Regions from separate parts of the Homo sapiens genome. Here region 2 is linked to region 1. Evidence: chromatin loops called from intact Hi-C (ENCODE). Cell type or tissue: HepG2. All regions are shown on one strand. Each heading gives the region's core, and the rest is flanking DNA. Links, peaks and the distances in the headings are about the cores only.

Region 1 (10,799 bases), core at 1,719-9,718:
AGGCCAAGGTGGGCAGATTACTTCAGCTCAGAAGTTTGAAACCAGCCGGGGCAACATGGCGGAACTCCATCTCTACAAAAAATTAAAACATTAGCTGGGTGTAGTGGCACACACCTATAGTCCCAGCCACTTGGGAGGCTGAGGCAGGAAGATTGCTTGAGCTTGGGAGGTTGAAGCTGCAGTGACTTGTAACGGCACCACTGCACTCCAACCTGGGTGACAGAGTGAGACCTTGTCTCAAAAATAAATAAAATTAATCTATTTCAACATAAGAGGAAAAACTCAATATTAGTGTGTTGATCTTCAGTTTGGCACATAAATATGGCCATAGCCATATATAAAATTAATATGTATGAAATGGCAACTACCATACTTTGTGGATGACTTAGGGAATTTAAAAAAAAATTCAACTTTATGAGATTTTTTTTTTCTTTATGAGCTGATTTAGAACCTAATCCCTATGTAAGTGGTAACAAACCCATCTCCAAAAGCATGAGCATGAATGTGATCACTTAGAGAAAATGTGTGAATGGAGAAGAGAAGGGGACCCAGGACTGACCCTATGGTACTCTAATGCTTGGAGATGAGGTGGAGGAGGAGACACCTGTAAAACAAGAGTCTGAGAAGAAGCAAGTGAAGTAGAAAGCAAGCAGTGAGGTAGGAAGACCAGGAATTTGGTGTCACCAAAGCCAGACAGAAGTTTTAAGAAGGTAGTGATCAGCTATTTCAAAGGCTGTTGAGAGGCTGAAGACAGAAAAGATCACTGCATTTGGCAACGTGGAGGTCACTAGAGCCCCTGATAATGTCAGTTTCAGGGACATTGGTGAATAGAGATGATTGGTGAAGGTGGTGAAATGGAGATGGATGAAACCACTCTTCCAAAGATTTAGCTGAGCAGGATAGCAGAGAAGTGGGGTGGTAGCTATAGCCAGATGTGGATTCAAAGGAGGGTTTTGCTTTTGGTTTTTGATGTTTTTAAATATGAGTGCTAGGAGATGTTTGTAAATTATATGGGATGACCCAGTGGAAAGGTATAAATTGTTGCTGCAACAGAGAAGGGAGAATTATGAGATGGGGGTGGGATGAAATTTTGTCAGGGTGTGTTGGAGGGCTGAGAAGAGAAGTGGTGTGAAATAATATTCTCTAACAGTGGGAAAATGAACTTACTGAAGAAAGGCGGTAATAATTCTGGGCAATAAATGCCCATTTGAGGTTCAGGGCAATTAATGTAAAAGGAGACAAATTAGCATGATTCAGCCACTTAAATAAGGGTGTGAAGTGTATAGTGTTAGATTTGGCCAGGGTTAAACTTTTTCCAGGTTAATATCATGGAAGGTTATGGCAGAGTTCTGTCCTCCCCACTCCAACAAGAAAAGCACCTGAGATTGATAGTTCAATAGAAGTTTAGCCACCTAGGACCGAAGAAGGAAGAGGAAGCCACTAGGAATAATACTCTGTGTTATAGTAATAACTCAACTTGCTGCTTTCCGATCAGAGGAAAGAAGAATTATATTGAGTGTTGAATATGTACTATATTATTTACCTTCATAAGCATGGACTTGGAGTTAAATAGGGCTGAGTTTAAATTCTCCCAGCCTCTTCACCTATTAGCTGTGATTTGTGATTTGGTCACATTAATCTTTCTGGGACTAATTTCTTTGTTTGTAAAATGAGGATCATGATAGCTACTTTGGAATCGTTCTGAAGATTAAGCTAGGCTCATAGGCAGTGGTGTGTAGTGGAAGGAGTGTAGGTTTGGGGCATCAGAAATACTTAATGTTTGAGTCCAATTGTGTCATTTAGTAATTTGATAATCTTAAATGAGTTATTTCACTGGTCTGTGCCTCAGTTTCCTTGTTGGTAAAATAGTGATTATAGGATTATAATATCTACCTTGAGGTTAGGAGTAGCATAACTTTTCACCACACAGGGCTCAAAATGGTTGAGATGGGTCAGAATACTAGATATGTATAAAATCCTTATATATATATATATAGATAGATAGATATATAGATATATAGATATATATATTCTGTAGTTATTGTATAAAGCATTTGGAACAAAATCTCACACATAGTAGGTTCTTAAGCAATAGTAGTTCTTTCCCATCTTTCAGTTCTTCCTTCTAGAGCAATAGTTCTTGACCCTAACCACACAATAGAATCTTCTGAAGAACTTATGAAACAAGTGACCAAGTGCAGTGGCTCACACCTATAATCCCAGCACTTTGGGAGGCCAAGGCAGGAGGATTGCTTCAGGCCAGGAATTCAAGACCAGCCTGGGCAACATAGGGAGACCCCATTTCTACCAAACAATTTTTAAAAAATTAGCCAAGTGTGGTGGTGTACCCGTAGTCCCAGCTACTAGGGAGGCTGAGCTGGGAAGATCAATTGAGCCTGGGAGGTCGAGGTTGCAATGAGCCATGGTCACACCACTAGACTCCAGCCTGGGCAACAGAGCAAGACCCTGCCTCAAAACAAACAAACAAAAGAAAACTGATTCCCACCCCCAGAAATTCTGGTTTAATTGTTCTATACTGGTTCCCTAGCCTGTAATTTTTGAAAGCTTCTCAAGTGATTCTAATTGTAGTCAACATTAAGAATCCACCTGCTGGAATTATATTTCTGAAGCCCAAATGTGGACCATGTTGCTTCTCTGCTTAAAAACCTCTCTTGATTCCCCATTGTCTGCTGAATGTAGTCTGAACTATAACTTGTATGTCAGTCCCTAAGCAGTGGGTCTCAACATTTTATCTGCTTCAGCATTCTCAAGAAATATGACTCCCTGCCATAAACAGCTTCAGCTTGGGTTCAACTCTCAGTCCTATCACTTAACCAGCTGTGTGGTTACGTATCCTCTCTAAGCTTTAGTTTTCTCACCTCATTTCAGCTTTGCTTCCAACTCAGAAACTTTGTACTTATTTTTTTTTTCTTCTTGGAATGTCCTCTGTTCCTTTCCTCCATGGATAACTCCTTATATTCTTCAATACTCAGTTTACATGTCCTCTCCTGAGTGAAACTTACCCTGAATGTCCCCTCCTTGACATAGTCCATCTTTCTTCGAGTTCTCATGCCACTTCATAAGTACCTCTATTTTAGCTCTTTTCCTATAGCATTGAAATGATATTTCCATGTATGTCCACAGACTTTGAGCTTTTTGAGGGCTGTTCCTACATCTCATTTATCTTCATATTGTTTGCTTCTCATGGAGTCTGTTTCACAGTAAGTGGTCAGTAATCTTGTCCAATTAATGAAGTGAAATGAAATAGACAAAGATCCCTGAAACTGCCAACCTCAATGAATTTTGGAATGGACCTTATGTTTTTTGCTTGGTGCTTTGTGATAAATTTTAGATGAATGAATGAAAGAAGACAAATAGAAACTGTTAGACTTAGACCATTTCATACCCTCACAATGTCCAGCTGACTCATTAAAGGACCATTTCCTCCTGGGGAAAAAACGAAACAAAACAACTTAAAAGCATTGTCAACAAAAGTGGTGAGGAAACTGAATCATGGTTTTGTATAACTGGAATTTCTCTAAAAACCAGTACGGTCTGACTGGTAGACACACATGGTTTCTCAGCTGTAGCAAGTGAGAACACAAAGTCTGTATAACACTGCAGTGGAAAAGCTATTTGGGATAACTTGTTGTGAATAGAGTGATCACTCTATGTCCTAAGAGTATGTTTTTGAAAACTTTTTCTCCACTCCTTGTTTATCATTCAACAAACTTGGTGGTGGTTGTTTTTACAGTGTTTCTGGCATGGACTAGGGCTTAGGGATCCAAAAATGAACTAGACACAGTCCTTGGTCTCAAGTAGCTTTGAGTTTGCAAGGGACAGAGAACTGTTTGCAAACAGAGCAAGGAAATTCTCTAGGCACTGCAGTATAAGTGTAGGAAGTGAGGGAGTAAGGGTGGCAGGATGGAGTGGGCTTTGTGGAAAGTTAGAAAAGACTTTATAGAGAAGACAAAGCTGGCATAGCCTTAACAAATAAAGTGTTGACCAATTAGAAAACACAGGTAAAAGTATTTAAGTAGAGAGGAGAGCAGCGCAACAAATGTAAAGAGGGATGAAACACGCTGTTGTGTTTGGGGAACTACTAGTGGCTCAACAAAGCTGGAAGTGGATGCTGCAGCAAGAATTGGAGCTGGACAGGTAGGTAGGGACCAGCTTGTGACGGGCCTTTTGTATATACTGAGGACTTTGAACCTGATATTGTAGGCACTGAGAGCCATTAGAGGATGTTAAGCCACTGATATAAAGTTTTTAATTTAATATTTATTTATTTAGAGACAGGGTCTCACCCTGTCATCCAGGCTGCAGTGCAGTGGTGCAATCGTAGCTCACTGCAGCCTTGCCCTCCCCAGGCTCAGGTGATCCTCCCACCTCAGCCTCCCTAGTAGCTGGGACTACAGGCATGCACCACCATGCCCAGCTAATTTTTACATTTTTTGTAGGGATGGGGTTTCGCCATGTTGCCTAGGCTGGTCTTGAACTCCTGGGCTCAAGCAATCCACCTGCCTCGGCCTCCCAACGTGCTGGGATGACAGGCATGAGCCACTGTGCCTGGCAGTTTTTAATTTTAAAACATCACTTTAGCAGCAACACAGAAGAGAGGCAAGTTGGAGTCAGGGAGACCAGGACAATATTGAAATAGCAGTCTAGTGAGGAAAGAAGGCAGTGGCTGTAGGAAGGAAGAGGAGAAAGGAGCGGATCTAAAGGACATTAAGGAGGTAAAGTGACTGGATGTGGGAGGATAGCAGGAGAGGGAGAAACTTAAAATAACTCCCGGGTCTCAAACTTAGGTGACTGAGTAGGGGTGAGCCTTTTCACGGAAAGGGAGAATACTGAAGGGCTAGGTTTGTGTGAGGACTATATATTCATAGTAAGTTTAATTCTGAATACGTTGAGTTTGAGATTTTTGTGGGACATTTGAATGAAGTTTCTAATGGTTATTTGAAAGTAGGAATTATTATTTCTTTGCAACGGGAGCTAGGAACTTTTGAACTGTAACTTCAGGATCTTAATTTAAAAGTGAGTTGAGGAGAGGGTGATTGGCTATGGATAACATCCGGAAGCCATTCCCACAGTGAGACAAAAACCTTGCTTTCCCCGAGGCTGAGTTTCCAGCTTCAAATTCTCAAGATTTACCAATAGTCTAGTACTTTAGAAATCCAAATCAAGTACTCAAGAAATCCAAATTCTTACAGTTTTTTTTTTTTTTTTTTTTTTTTTTGCCACCAATAGTCAACAGAGTGTACTTTTAGGCTACAATGCAATGTAAGTGTAACTACTCAAATATTCTTTTAATTAGGACAGAATTGAAGTAAATAGCGCAAGGACCAATGCTGACCTCACGGTGGCACTCCAGTCTTCGAATAAAGGGCTCTCTGGACTCATCTTATTGACCTCCAAATGGACAGTCCACATTGAAGTGAAGAGTTGACATGAACTCTGGGCCCATAGACCCCACAGTTTAATTTCCTGAAGAGAATCTACCAAGGACTTTGCTTTTCTGTTTTTAAATCAGCTCTGACGTAAGGCTGGATCAATAGAATAGGTGTCAAGTATGCCCGAATGTCTCCATCCGTAAAAAATTTCATCAGGGTTCAAAAGTAACCAAAATAATTTCACCATTATTATTTATTAATGGATACCATTTATTGAATGCCTGCTATGTGCCACATTGGGTTCAGGGTACTTTTCATATTATATGAGCTCATTGAACTCACAATAGCTCTATGAGGTTGATACTACAGTGTTCTCATTTTTCTGAGAAGAAACTAGGGCTCAGAGACATTAAGTAGCTTGCCTCTCACATCATATAGGTAGTAAGTGGCCATACTTGGTTTTGAACCCAATCTGTGTGATCCCCAAACTTGCGCTCTTTAAACAAGGCTGCATTGCCTCTTATTATTGATGCCAAGATAAAAGCAGCAATTAATGAAACTTGGTTTTCTTCAGGTATAGACTGTTTGGCATGAGGTGGTTTAAATAATATCATATTTAAGGAGATCTATTGCGGGCCCCTATTGTGAATTTGTGTCCTCTTCATGAAACTCTTTGCCACATATGAGAAACAGGATATTTACATAGTCACAAAGTGTGTCCCACAAGGTATTGATTAGTTACGAAGAGAAAAATTGAAAATTTACAGTGGAGCAACCTGGAAGATACCATGTGAATGAAATGGTCACAGTATAAATGGTAACATAAAAGTGGTAAAATATCAATATGTACACCATGGTCATATTCTTTTGCTTTTATTGTGGAAGAGACAAAGGGACAAGGGAGGATTTGCTGACACTGGTCAGGAGTGGAGTAGAGGACTAATTCCTATCTTTGATCTCCATCTGTGAAAGCCCAGATCGCACAAAGATTTCCAAATGAAATATTTACATTTCTAAGGGGTAGAGAATTATTCGTGAATCCTAGACAATATACAAGGGAAGGCTCCCAAAAGAAAGATACAAATAATAAAATTCTAGAATAATGTTATAGTACTGATTGTAGGCTATGGGGAGTGGGAGTTGGTTGTCCTACTAATAAAATGCTTAATCAAGAGTGTATGATTTGTAAATCATATTTGTTAAGCATTTTTTAATGCCTTACAGACTTCAAAGCCCTAAAACTTTTCTGCATCTCTAGGGGTTAATATCAGCATTTTGTATATTCTCAGCTTGAGATAATTACCAATCTGCCTATTTTTTAAAAGAACTGTCTTTTAGTGAGAAGGATAAGATGTCTGGAGAAGCTTTTTGTTCAACATGTCAGTATTTGCATGATTTACAGTGTAATTAACCAGGCCCTGTAGCACAGGCAGACCGGCTCCCTTCACTATTTATCATGTTTCCAGCAACTTCAGATCATCACCTCTGCTGGGAGGAAATACGTCCTTCTTAGAGATGTGAAAATATATCCCCAACCATTCCCACAGGCAGAATGTGATCTATCCTTATGTATCTATTATTTCTCATATCTAAGGGCTCTTCCCCCTACCCCATTATTTTTATACAGCATTACTCTCAGAACTAAACTAGTTAAATAAATATAAGGCCAGGCATGGTACCTCACACCTGTTATCCCAGCACTTGACGAGAGTCTGAGGCGGGTGGATCACTTTGAGCTCAGGAGTTTGAGACCAGCCTGGGCAAGATGACAAAACCCTGTCTCTACTAAAAATCCAAAAATTAGCCAGGTGTTTTGACGCGTGCCTGTAATCCCAGCTACTCGGGAGGCTGAGGCAGGAGAATCGCTTGACCCCGGGAGGTGGGGATTGCAGTGAGCTGAGATTGTGCCACTGCACTCCAGCCTGGGTGACACAGCAACACTCCATCTCAAAAATAAAAAATAATAAATAAATAAATACAAAATCTAATACTACTTAGGAATAATTTTGTTATTCAATTGCTTATAGTCACCAGCACATATTCGTTAAGGTATAATTGTGCTGTGTAAAAGACAAAGTCTGGTGACTCAAAATCTAAAACAAAACACCTATATAGACAAATAATATTATTACAAAACTACTTTAAATCTCTATATTAAAACATTATAGGTTTCAAAAAAACTTCAAATGTGTTTACTTTTGGCCCAGTAATCATTTTAAGAATTTATCCTGAATATACACCTACGGCAATATGAAAATACATACGCACAAGTTTATGTATTGCAGCATTGTTTGTATTTGGGAAATAATTGAGAAAATCTAAATTCCCATATGGTTCTCTAGCAAGCAGACTCAGAAAAAAATAGTCTCCTGTGGAGGAGAGTGGTTGAATAAACTACAGTACAAGTACATAATAGAGTACTATAAATCTATAAAAAAGAATGAGGGGCCAGGTGCAGTGGCTCACGCCTGTAATCCCAGCACTGTGGAAGGCTGAGGCAGGTGGATCACCTGAGGTCAGGAGTTCGAGACCAGCCTGGTTAACATGGTGAAACCTCATCTCTACTAAAAATACAAAAATTAGCTGGGCATGGTGGTGCATGCCTGTAATCCCAGCTACTTGGGAGGCTGAGGCAGGAGAATTGCTTGAACCCAGGAGGCAGAGGTTGCATAGCTGAGATTGCACCACTGCACTCCAACCTGGGCGACAGAGCAAGACTCTGTCTCAAAAAAAAAAAAAAATGAAGATGTCTGTGAACCAATATAGAATGATTTCTAGGATATATTATTTAGTGAAAAAGGTAGAGTACAAAACAGTATCTATAGTATGCTACTTTTTGTGTAAAAAAAAAAAAAAAGGAGTGAGAAAACATACATGTGTCTGCTTTTTTGACCAAAAAAGAAAACCGGGAAGGATAAATTAGAAAGTAATGAGATTGGTTACCTACAGGAAGTGGGTGGAAATGAGGAGGAAAGGGTGAGGAGGCTGGGGACTGAGTGGAGGGGATGGGGACTGACAGTTTTCTTGAATATTTCTTTTTGTATGGGTCTACTTTTGGAACCATGTTAATGTTCATATACTAAAACACACATACACACACACACACAAATGGGGAGGGAAATCCTAAAATGGAATACAAACAAATCAACCTAACAGTTTCAAGTGAATAATATAATCACCCTGAAGAGCGGGTATGTTGGTGGGGGGACTAACCCAATCCAAGCAACTGCAGAATATAATTTTTTTTTTTTAACTGTGTACTCTCAGACTAAAGACTAAATGAACTGCAAATGAATATTAAATTTTAGTTACTTTTTTTTTTGCACTAGAGGGTGTCTTTTGGTAGCAGTTCTAAAACTACTTCTGTGTATTCTGGAATTGGGCAAATAAGTACATTTATTATAGATAATGGAATTCATTTTCCTCACAGAGAGAAGAGAGTTACAAATTAGAACAGGACAAAAGTAGAATGAATCGTATAGTGTTGGATTAGACTTGGAATGACAGTATAAAACTCATGTTTTTTAAGAAAGGTATGAGAATGTTTTTATTGTGTACATATAATCATATATATATGCATGTATATATTCCCTGGCTCTATTCACTGAGAAATCCCAGACACAATGACACCCCAAGAGCAATGAGCACACCTGTCACTTAAATCATGATTTCTAATTTTGTTCACTATTTAAAGGAACCAGAGCTCCTTGAGGATTTGGCCAATTCCAGGGAGGCTAGGGCTGGGGACGTACAGGATGAGCCTTGCACATTTTATTAAGCTAGTAAGTTAGAAAGTACTTTAAAAATATAGGATCAGGCATCTCAAAATGTCCAAGAGTTATCCTGAAGGGATTGCTGCTGGCCAAATCTGGAAGAATTAAGCATAAAAATAAATAATGATAGTAATGTATTATAACTCATTGAATAACATGTGGGCATATAAATAAGAGTAAATAAATGTGGGAGAAGGAAAAGTGAGTCCTTATTGTACAATATCAACTAATAAATGTAGAAGGAATAATGGAATTAGGAAATCACTATCTAGCAACCATCGTGGTAATAATTGAATCATCGATGGATAGGAAAACTAGCAGGTCAAGTTTGGTTGAGAAATGGGATATTTACATAGTCACAAAGTATGTCCCCCCCACAAGATATGTATTAATTATAAGGAGAAAAATTATAAATTTAGAGTGGAGAAATATGTCAGATACTATGTTAGCGAAATGACCAAAATGATAAAGCAAACGTGGTAAAATAGCAATATTTAGGAAATTGGGTGAAGAATATACAGGAATTTTTTTGTACAATTTCTATACCTTTTCTGTAAGTCTGAAATTAAGAAATAAAAAGAAAGAGATAAGTAAAACACTTTTAAGGATTACTAAGCTATAGGAAGATAAAGGCTGTAATCAATGTGTAGCAAGTAAATTCTGCTCACCTTCCTAGCAGAACAGCTTATAGAAGGTCTTAGTTGGGGTGTGGGGAGTGAGAAGAGGGCAAATACCTTATTAGATGCTTCTTTAAACGCAATTTTTATTTTATTTTTTGAGCTAGGGTCTTGCTCTGTTGCCAGGCTGGAGTACAATGTTACAATCATAGCTCACTGCAGCCTCGACCTCTTCGGTGCAGGCAATCCTGCTACCTCAGCCTACCAAGTAGCTTGGACTGTCATCACCCACCACTACACCTGGCTAATTACTTTTATTTTTATTTTGTAGAGATGGTGTCTCTTTATGTTGCCCAGGCTGGTCTTGAACTCCTGGCCTCAAGCAGTCTTCCCACCTCGACCTCCCAAAATGCTGGGATTACAAGTGTGAGCCACCACCCTTGGCATGAACACAATTTTTTAAAATTGTTTTTTCAAATGAAAGACTTTTGAAGTTTTTTTTTTTTAAACTCTGTAATAGAAATTCTGGGTTTCTAGTTTTTAAAAAAAATAGAATGAAAATTTTAATCCCAGAAGACCTAAAAATTTAAGAGAGCAAAAAATAAAGAAATAGAGTAATTTCTGTTCTCTTCCCAGATAGTAAATTTAAATAAAAACTTCTGATTATGGCTGGGCACCGTGGCTCACGCCTGTAATCCCAGCATTTCGGGAGGCCGAGGTGGTTGGATCACGAGGTCAGGAGATCGAGACCATCCTGGCTAACACGGTGAAACCCCATCTCTACTAAAAATACAAAAAATTAGCCAGGCATGGTGGTGGGCGCCTGTAGTCCCAGCTACTCTGGAGGCTGAGGCAGGAGAATGGCGTGAACCCAAGGAGGCGGAGCTTGCAGTGAGCCGAGATAGCACCGCTGCACTCCAGCCTGGGCGACAGAGGGAGATTCTGTCTCAAAAAAACAAAACAAAACAAAAACAACTTCTGATTATGTTGGCAGTTATAAAGTTTTAATGTTACTG
Region 2 (9,356 bases), core at 132-8,131, 93 kb after region 1:
GGATCCTGGGTTCAAGCGATTCTCCTGCCTCAGCCTCCAGAGTAACTGGGATTATAGATGCCCAGCACCACACCCAGCTAAATTTTTTATTTTTAGTAGAGATGGGGTTTCACCATGTTGGCCAGGCTGGGCTCACACTCCTGACCTTAGGTGATCCATCTGCCTCGGCCTCCCAAAGTGCTGGGATTACAGACGTGAGCCACCGCGCCTGGCCATTTTATTTTGCTTTCCTCCATTTTCCTGCAATGTGGGAGATTTAAAAGGCAGGAGGCCCACTGGAAAGTGGGGATGCCTTTAGCTTGGGGCTGGACTCCCTGATCCTACAATGAAGTAGGGATAGCATCAGTTTCTGAATTTGCCCAATTTTAGCTTCAACCTCTCCTACATTATTTTCCTTTTGAATGGGTATCTCCATTTCTTATAAAACAGGGGTGAAATGTATGTGTTCACCTTCTAAGAAGCAAGGAGGATGTCTTAGCCAAATAGTAAATAATTTTCAGAGTTTTAGAAAAGTTTTCCAAAATACAATGTTGTATCTCCTTGGGACGGGAGGATCACACCACTGAGGTGAGGCAAGTAGTTAAAAAAAAAAAAAATCCACAGCTCCACCTTCCAGACAAAATCTACTGGGCTAATGGGGACAAATAACTTCAATTTCGGACATTAACAATTTTAGATGCTTGTTTTCCTGTATTATGTTTCTCATAAATTTTAAATACTGGATAAGAACATGGTTATACTTTTCATTTCTCATAAACACAGGTGTGTAAACTGCTAGTTTTAGCACCTTTGAATTTTATTTGTCTAGAATGGTTTCAACTTTGCCAATATCTTTTCTTGCTTATTGAACAGATGCTTTGAAAAGAGAGATATAATTTAAAACTAGAAATTAAAATAGTGTGCAGCACAGAACAAAAGTACTAAAGAAGCAATATATACATGTTTACTATTTATTTAATGCAGGTACATATTTAACTTACAAAAACCAGCACCCCATTACTGTATGTTGATATATATATTAGCTTGATAGAACAAGAAAAAAAACGGAAGGGAAAACTAGTTTCAGGTGAAACAAAAAAGAAAACGGTGTAGAGGCTGAAATAGATACAGCATTGCAACATAATAAGCAATTTTATTTCTAAATGGCGCCTTTAAATATGTCAAATAAAATTAATTCTGTTTAATGAATAAAAATCCAGTAATCGAACATATTTTATAAGCATTTGGGTAGTTGTGATTATTTTATTAAGACTTTGATATTAAACTCGTGAGAACACAGGCTTTGATAGAGATGTTTTTGAGAAATGCAAACTTTTTATATTAATTATATATAAGAACGAATTTCTCAAGTATTTACAAAGGTAATTTCCAAGTACACAATATGAGGAAGTAACAAGAAGAACAAAAAATGAGAAAACGAGTTACAGTTTCAAACGTGGAGAATTCACATTAAGAGGAAAATAATGTAATAAACGTTTTAGACATATCCTTGTAAACATCACAGATCATTTAAAAGTTTATTTCTGGTCAATATTTCCACCGATATTTTTAGGATGGAAAAATACTTTCAACGGCTACGAACAAGACTCCTCGAACCTTAGGGGAAAAATTGCATTTTAAAAGTGAATATTGCTTTAGCAAATTCTTCGGCTATTTTTCTTTTGTTTAAATGCCTTTACCTGTGTTCATTTTGTATGCCTAAGAAACCTAGAAAAATAGGGTACTGTTCTAAGTGGGAATGATTCTGTGGAAACAGTGAATTAGCCCAACAATTGGGGAGGGTTTAAAAAAAGCCCCCAAGAACCTTATAAATAATGGCAAAACCTTTTAAGTCCGACTTAAAAGAGTGAGGAGTAAGATGGCGCAGTTATACCTTCACAACCCTCTGACCCCAAAATTCACGTGTGTTCACCGGGAAGAGCCGGGAGAGCTGGTTATTTTTGTTTGTTTGTTTGAAAACACAGCTCAGGTTCAGAGGTTCCCTAACACCGAGAAAGGCACCGGTCCCGAAGAGGGCCTGCGGCCATTGTGTCCCAAGCGCAGGTGTCAAACGCCGGCCGCGGCGCCCGCAGGGTCCGTCCCGCACGCTCCTTCTCAAACAATGACTTTGCTGCCCACGAGCAGAGAAGCCTGGACTCCAGCGCAGTCCGCAGCGCGTTCGTTAAGGAGCCCAACTTCGGCTTCTTAGAATGCAGCCCACTTTCTAGACGCCCCCGGCGCACCTGCCTCGAGGCCGCGAGAAAGGCCAGCTCCGGCCGGGAGCCGGGGACCGGGAAGCGCGCAGTCCCGACCTTCCTCCCCTGCCTTTCTCTTCCAGGAGGTTTACTAGAACTCCGGGAACTCCAAAACGCGACTTTTCTTTCTCTTTGCTTTTCGTCTTAAGGGAACACGGTGGGCAAAAGAAGGGAGTGCGTGTGCCCGAGGCTTGGGAGCCCCCTGTGCAGTGACCTAGGAACCGCTAGCGATTTCTTGAAAAATTACTTTAATCAAGTCCGGCGCTCCCGGGAGCGGGGGAGGAAAGGCAGCACCCGCTCGGGACGGGAGAAAAAAGCCTCCAGGTCTGTCCCGCGTCTCCAACTCGGCGAGGGTCTCCGGCTCCCCAGTCCCTCTCCCTGCCCTGCTGGGGCCTGGGGCTTTGGGGAGGGAAGAGCGGGGCTGGGGTCTAAGGACCCTGGGCCGGGCCTGGCTCTCCGCCGGCCGGGCCTGCGGGTGTCGGCGACCCGGGGGCTCCGCGGGCGGCTCGGGCGCTCACAGAGCCCGCGTCCCGCGCCAGAGCGGTGAGGCCGCAGGGCCGCACGGGGCGCCTGGCTGGGTGCGCGCTGGGAGCGGCGAGCAGCCCCGCGCCCGCGTTTTGATCTCCTTCCCCCCTCTAAGCCGCGTTTACAACTTCACCAATGAATAACCCGCCTCTCTTTTCAACCTAATCACGGCTCTTTGTGTATCTTTCTGTTGATGATTTATAGAAATAAATTAATAACACCCCAACTCCACGTGCTGCAGTTTATGTTACGTCTCAGCTGCGGCCAGCCCGGCGCGGGGCTGGGTGCGGAGGGGCGCCCCAGGTCCTTCCAGCGCCGCGCTAGAAAGCGGGCGCCTGCGGCCGAGTGGGAGGGCCTAGGCCCTGTGGCCCCCGGTGGCCGGCGGTGGGAGCCTGGTTCATCCGCCAGGTCCTGAGCGACCTCCCCGGCAGCCCTGGCGCCCCAGCCGCTCCTAGGGGCCACTCTCTCGACCCCTCTTAGCCTCCGCGACTCACACCTTCCGCCTCGCGGAACTCTCTTGCAGGAGTTCTCTCCCGGTAGGGGAGAAATCACCTCCGGGCGGGAGAGCGACGAGGGAAGAACCTCAAACCTATGAATTATACCAAAGTGTGTTTGGGGAAAAAAAATCTACAAGTTCCCCTGATTGTTTTGGCTAGAGGGCAAACCGCCAGGCCCTCGGAGCACAAATTCAAATGCAAGGTCATATCCCACCCCAAACCGCCGCTGCGGACGTGCGGCCAAGGCTCAGCCCCGAAATCGCAGCGCTTCAGTGTCCGAAGCCACGCGATGGGCTCTGTCCTAAAGCGGAGTGGCCCGGGAGCGACGTGCTGTCTCAGGGAACCGCTCGGCTCCTTAGATAATTAGTAACCAGCTGTCAAAGTCTAGGGCGGTCGGGGAGGACCCACAAACGATCCCGGCCCTGGGGATACACTGCCAGCCGGCCTGAACTCCCGGGGAGAGGCCGGGGGTGGGCAGCGAGGTCTGGAAACGCCCTCCTTTCTCAGACTGAGACCAGATCCTCTGCGAACTGAGGTCTGAGACGCGTTCGCCCCCACACCACCGCGCTTGGTTTCTTTGGCCCCGCGCGTGTCCACCCGGACCCTGCATGGAACATGCCCTTTGCAAATCTAAACCCGCGTTGGGGATCCCGGATAATTCCGGGCCTTGCATGGGCGCGGCTAACAAGAGTGCCCACCAGGGAACTCGCCTCCCAGATCCCGGCTCCGGATGCCGCCTGTCCTTCGGCAAAGAACTGCAGGTCATCATGCAGGTCAATGTGTCCGAGGCCGACATGCGGCTTTCCAGACCCGAGGCAGGGCGCAGGAAAAATGCGCGGCCTGGGGCTTGCAGCGGCGCGAGGCTCTGCTCCCGGGAAGTCGCAGCGGTTTCACTGCACCCACTCGCACCTTCAGTCGCGTGGGCAAACCTCCCGGCAAAGGGCTCCACAGCTCCAGTTCTCCCCGGCCCAGCCCCAGCCCCGCGGGGAAAAGCCCTTGGGTCTCGGACGCTGGCCTGGGCCTGGGGAGAAGAAGCCCGGTGGGCCGCAGGGTCGTCCCGCTAAGGGATTGGGAAGGGTCCGGGTGTTGGGAGAGAAGCAGAGCGCCCCCCGGGGGACTTCTCTGGTGGGAAACGGGCTTGGCGAGTGTGGTCGGGCGCAGTGTCACTCAGGCCCGGGGCCGGGGCTCCAGGGGTTCGGGTGGGTCCCCTCCACCTCGCTCTGCGCCTACCTGAGCATCCGGTCCACCTCCGCCCGCTGCTCCGCCGCCTCCTCGGTGTTGAGCGCCTGCAGCTCCTTGAGGATGGGAGGTGTGTCATAGTCGTCGCCGTCCTCGGAGCCCTCGTCGCCGGACAAGCGGCCCTTGGCGTGGCCGTTGGTGAGAGTATGGAAGACCGGCTTGGTGTCGGGCTCGGCCCCGCTGCCAGGGGACAGGGGCAGCGTCTCCAGCTTCACCCCGAAGTTCGGGGATGGCAGCAACTCCTCCAAGGCCTGAACCAGCACCTCCTTGGTGACCCCGGAGCTCAGCAGGGCGCTCAGGAGTTCTTGCTGGAGCGACGTGAGCTTGGACACCATTTTCCAAGGACGGAAAAAGAAGGGGGTGAGGGGGTGGGTGGGTGCGAGAGAGGAGGGTGGAGGGGAGTTTCACAAGCAAACCCCAAATCCAGGAACCCCTCCACCCTTCAGCCTCCAGACACCTGTTACTCCCCGGGGTCCCGGAGGCTCCTCCGAAAGGAGTCAGAAAACTTCTAACTTGCCATGATCGCCACCATTAGGCCATATAAGATATGCAAATTAGTGGGAAGGGCCCAGCTTTCGGCTGGATGCAAATGATGGTGGGGAGGGGGAAACCCGGAGAGAGGGAGAGCCGGAGGGGCAGACCTGGAGAGCAGAAGACCTGGGCCGGGAGCGGGGCTTTGCCAGGGTCCATTGTACTCACGCTGGGGGGCTAGAGACCTTCTTTTACTGGTTCTGCTTATCAGCCAAACTTCACCTAACCTTTGGACTTGTTAAGCCAGTGCCTTGCAGCCTAGGCGCGGGGCTTTTCCACCGGTTCTCAGTTCCGCTTTAGTCCAGAGAGAAGACACTACGCTTCGGGGTTCAGGTGAGAGCCAGAGGAAGCTGGGGTGCTCGTGGAAGAAGGGGACGCAGGAGGAAGCGAAGAGTAGAGACCCTGGATGCGTCCCGGCCGACGCAGGTGGTGGGCCAGGAGAGCCCGCAGGGCGGAAGAGAAACTGACCACTTAGGAAGGGGCGCCGAGGCCACGGGGGAGGTGAGGCAGCGTTAGGTGTGGTGAGCATGCCCTGGAGGGACTCCATTTATTTCTACCTCGGTTACTACCTCCAGGCCCCAGAACCTCCCTGGCCTGGTCTGGCGGTTTGGGTTTGCAGAACTGCCCGCCAGAGAGCGTAGGCGAGGGTGAAGGAGTCCGGGAGAACTCTTGGAAAGAGACTACTTTATGGGTAGAGGGAGTAGCCAAAGTGAAGCTCCCCCAGCAGCTGGGCTGCACCGGCGCCCAGCCTGGCCACGCCACTGGGGAGCTGGACCCCTGGGGCTCCTCACTCTCCTGTTTAAACCCGGATGTCAAGGCGCCTCCGCCTTGGGGGAGGATGGTGAGGCAGAATGGTGAGGCACTAGGATGGTGAGGCACTAGGATGGTGAGGCACTAGGATGGTGAGGCAGTGAAAGCAAAGCTTGACCTGCAGCTGGGTGGACACTTGCAGCCGAGGGTCCCCCCGGCCCACTCATTTCTGGTTTATTCGTAGTTCCAGAACATCTGTGGTTCCCTGGGCCGGGGACGAGCTCTGTAGACGAGGTCACTGCAGCAGTGGCAGAAGTCTTGCACTCCTAGTACAGAAGGTGTCGACAGAGCTACTGAGGGAAAGATGTTTTTTTTCCCACTCTGGCCTGGGCCAGGTAGGAAGCCATAGGCCTTGCAGCACTATTGGAGTTTCACCTGCTTCCCCCCTGGTGACGGGCAGGAGGGGAGGGCGGCGGAAGCGCGCCCAAACCGGCAAGCTAGGACCTGACCTGTAGAAGAACAGGGAAAGGGGCTTCTTTGCTTCCACCACACACAGACCTAAAGCTTCTGGGGAGGAGCATAACGCTTCCCTTCTGGGAGCCTCAGTTTCCTCATCTGCAAAAAGAGGATACCACTGATAACCTTTTTTTGGGGGTTGTGTATATTGACTGAGGCCACTTGTGCAACCGCTTGGTCTAATAATAAAGTTCAACACTTTCTGGTCTGAGAAGACGGGAAGCCAGTTCCCAGTAGTAAAACTGAGTTACTCTGGAAACTTAGGGTATTCAGAATTGGTGATACAGTGCTGGGGTTGGAGGGATTGGGGGACTAGGGTTTCAGAATCAGCAGAAAAATTGCAAAGGAGTTTCTAAGCACATTTTCCTTCCTCTCCCACCCTTGAAAGATATCTAGGAGGAAGTAAGGTTAGGTTAGGGATAGAGAGGAATTTCAGCAGGAGGAGGAAGAGTCTAGCAGCTCTCATCTGCCTAGGGGCAGGATCTAATCTCCTAGGTGTGCAAGGGCTGATGGTGTAATTTATCAAGTCAGGCTGTTAAGGAGCTAGGATGCCTCTTAAATACAGGGTCTGCTACAGGTGCCTGGGCCACTTGTGCTGAGAGCCAGAAGGAAGCGGGATGGTTGTGTGCGTGTAGCCTGAGGAAAGTTTACACTGATCTCAGTCCCTCTTTCCCGGAGACAAGCAAATCCCAAATTCAGGAACCTCTCCATCCTTCAGCCTCCAGACACCCATTACTCCTCAGGGTGCCACAGGGAGTCATAACTTCATGAAAATGTTGGCTTTTCATTTCACCTTCTTTCCCTCTAGTTTGTTGTAATAGGTGCAAATCTTTGCTTCTCATAATTCTGCCCAATGGAAGAACATTCTCTGCCTACCCAGCTTGCCTCAAGAAGGATAATGAAGTGTTCAGAGTAAATGTCCCTGAAGAACAATCTCTTCGTCTGTCTCTCACTCGCTATCAGGATAGAAGCATCAAGTGTAATGAAGATCAGTTTCTGTGTTAAGCTGGGAAAACCCATTTAAAAAACAGCAATCACTTCTGTTGTAACAACAAAACTTTGATTGGCAGTTGCAGCTGCTGTGTGCCCCATCTGATTCCCAAGCCTCATTCTCTCTCAAAATTCAGGTGTCAGCAAACCCATTCTTCCCCACACCCCAGCTAACTATGTGAATGTGCAGGCAATTTCACACAGAGGATAGGACAAACTTCCTATGAGTGTCCAGGTATGTTTTCCAGGTAATCTGGCTATTCATATCTAGCAACTTCCTGTAATGCTCCTTCCTAGTCCTACCTTGTAATATGCCACTTTGTGCAATATAAGCGCTTATCAAGTAATTGTTCTGTACTATAGATCTTCAAACAGATTCACCAGTCCCTTCATATGGAAGTTTAAAAAGAGCTGTGTAAAGTAGACCAGCAGATAGTCTTTCAGAATGCAGTTCATAATGTTAAGTGAGCTATCTTGTAAAACTCTTCAGTTAAACTTCCCCCAAATAGAGGAAGACGGAGTAGGATTGAAATAACATCTGTTTATGCTTCACACAGAATAAAGTCGTGATGGACTGATATAATAACTCCATTTTAAAGATGGAAAAATAAGATATGGGAGAGTCTCAGGTTGCTTGTAGCCACCTCAGCAAATTAATGGAAGGGTTGAGGTTGGGGCTCAGAACTTTTGAGCAGGGTTTTAGGATGAAAGAGGAGGGTCTCTAGCTGTCATTGTTTTGAGGGATGAGAAGTTGAAAGAGGGATTCTGTGGGGGAGAGGTGGAGGATACCCAGCAGAGAATAGAGGGCAGGGTTTGGAGTAGTCAAACAGAACTAAACTTGAACCCAAGATCTGCTTCACCTGCTGTGTGACTTTTGGCATGTTACATAATCTTTCTGATCCTCAGTTTCCTCAGTGCAAAATGATAATGACACTCTACTGTGCCGGTGTGAAGATTAGGTGAGTTAGTAACCACAGGTTCCTAGAATATGGTGGGCTCTCACGTATTTAGAAAGAAGAGGCACATCTTGATAACATGCTGAGAACTGAGGCAACTGATGTCTTTAGGCTCTTATAGTCCCAGCATGTTTTTAAGAGCTACTGAATTTGAAGAGACCATATCAGTTTCATCTGCTCAAATTAGATGAATTTGCAGTTCATATCCCAAGGTTTGTTGTTCTTGTTTTTTATAGGACGTGCAATCCCTGGTATAAAATAAGTTGAAATCCAGTTGACTCATCATTCTATGAAGGTGTTCTGAGCACCATGCTGGTCATTCCACAGATTGGCAAATGTGGCTTCTGTGAACTCATCTCCCCTGGAACTTAGCAGCACAAGCGATATTTCTTTTCTGATTTGTGCATGCAATCTTTCCCCTACTTTTCACGGTTGCACTTCTTTGTTTACAGAAGAGATTCTGGTCATTTCCACCCCTGCCACTCCACTCTCCCAGCCTCTCTCATTGGTTCACAGAGTATCTAGAAGGCCTCAAAATAAAATCATCTCTAGAGTAAAACATAAATACCATCCTAACCTGTTCTGCAGGAGGTCAGGGGCCTTCTTGTTAGAGAGCAGTGTTGCAACCTGGAGAACATTCTAGACATCAGGGTCTGGAAAGAGCCTGAGGTTCTTCTTCTGGCTACAAAACCTCTTTCTGGGTGATTCATCTCCCCAAAAGTTTTGGTGAGCACCTTCTCTGGGTCTCTGATTCTACCTTTGAAAAATGGCTATTGGTCTGGATAACCATTTAGGTCCTCCAACTTTTTTTTATAATTTGAAATTCCTAAAAGGTCTTAAATTATTAGGGTGTCTACTTGCAGGCCTTCGGGCAGATGGGCCAAGAGCTCAGGCCAGACCTCTGTGTAGTAGTGGACATGAAGCCTTGACTAGCCACGAAAAAATATACCACAGAGAGCAAACCCTATGAGGGGCAGGCATCTTCTCATGTCTTACTCCTCAGTGCCTGGAGAAGTGCTGGTGCATGGTAGATGCTCAAGAAAATGCTTACTGAGTAAACGAACATGTGATTGCCTCTGGACAATACTGTTAAAACTAAATACTTGCCAGGTGTGGTG

What was found. Peaks named below come from ENCODE experiments on the same cell type or tissue, not always from the same donor. Only the 100,000 strongest peaks of a DNase experiment are listed, where the experiment ranks them.
Region 2: it touches region 1 in a loop (5-fold over the local background); 6 of 110 quality-filtered maps call a loop at or near these places.

What each region holds. Positions count from the first base shown.
Region 1 is chr17:37,645,238-37,656,036 of GRCh38, forward strand. It overlaps LOC105371756 (a long non-coding RNA gene), which reads left to right. Exons shown (of 2, transcript NR_188617.1): 2 at 5,318-6,583. Among named protein-coding and RNA genes, the nearest start is that of DDX52, 7.2 kb to the left of the region's middle. In HepG2, for the core only: a CTCF peak has its summit at 5,373 (motif pointing right); a DNase peak (open chromatin) is centred at 5,384.
Region 2 is chr17:37,740,055-37,749,410 of GRCh38, forward strand. HNF1B (HNF1 homeobox B) reads right to left here and starts at 5,005. Exons shown (of 9, transcript NM_000458.4): 1 at 4,487-5,005. The coding sequence starts at 4,830. RefSeq lists enhancers at 1,589-2,091, 2,092-2,596. In HepG2, for the core only: CTCF peaks have their summits at 4,360 (motif pointing left) and 5,654; DNase peaks (open chromatin) are centred at 2,947, 3,607, 3,957, 5,167 and 2 weaker places; H3K4me3 peaks cover 5,605 bases.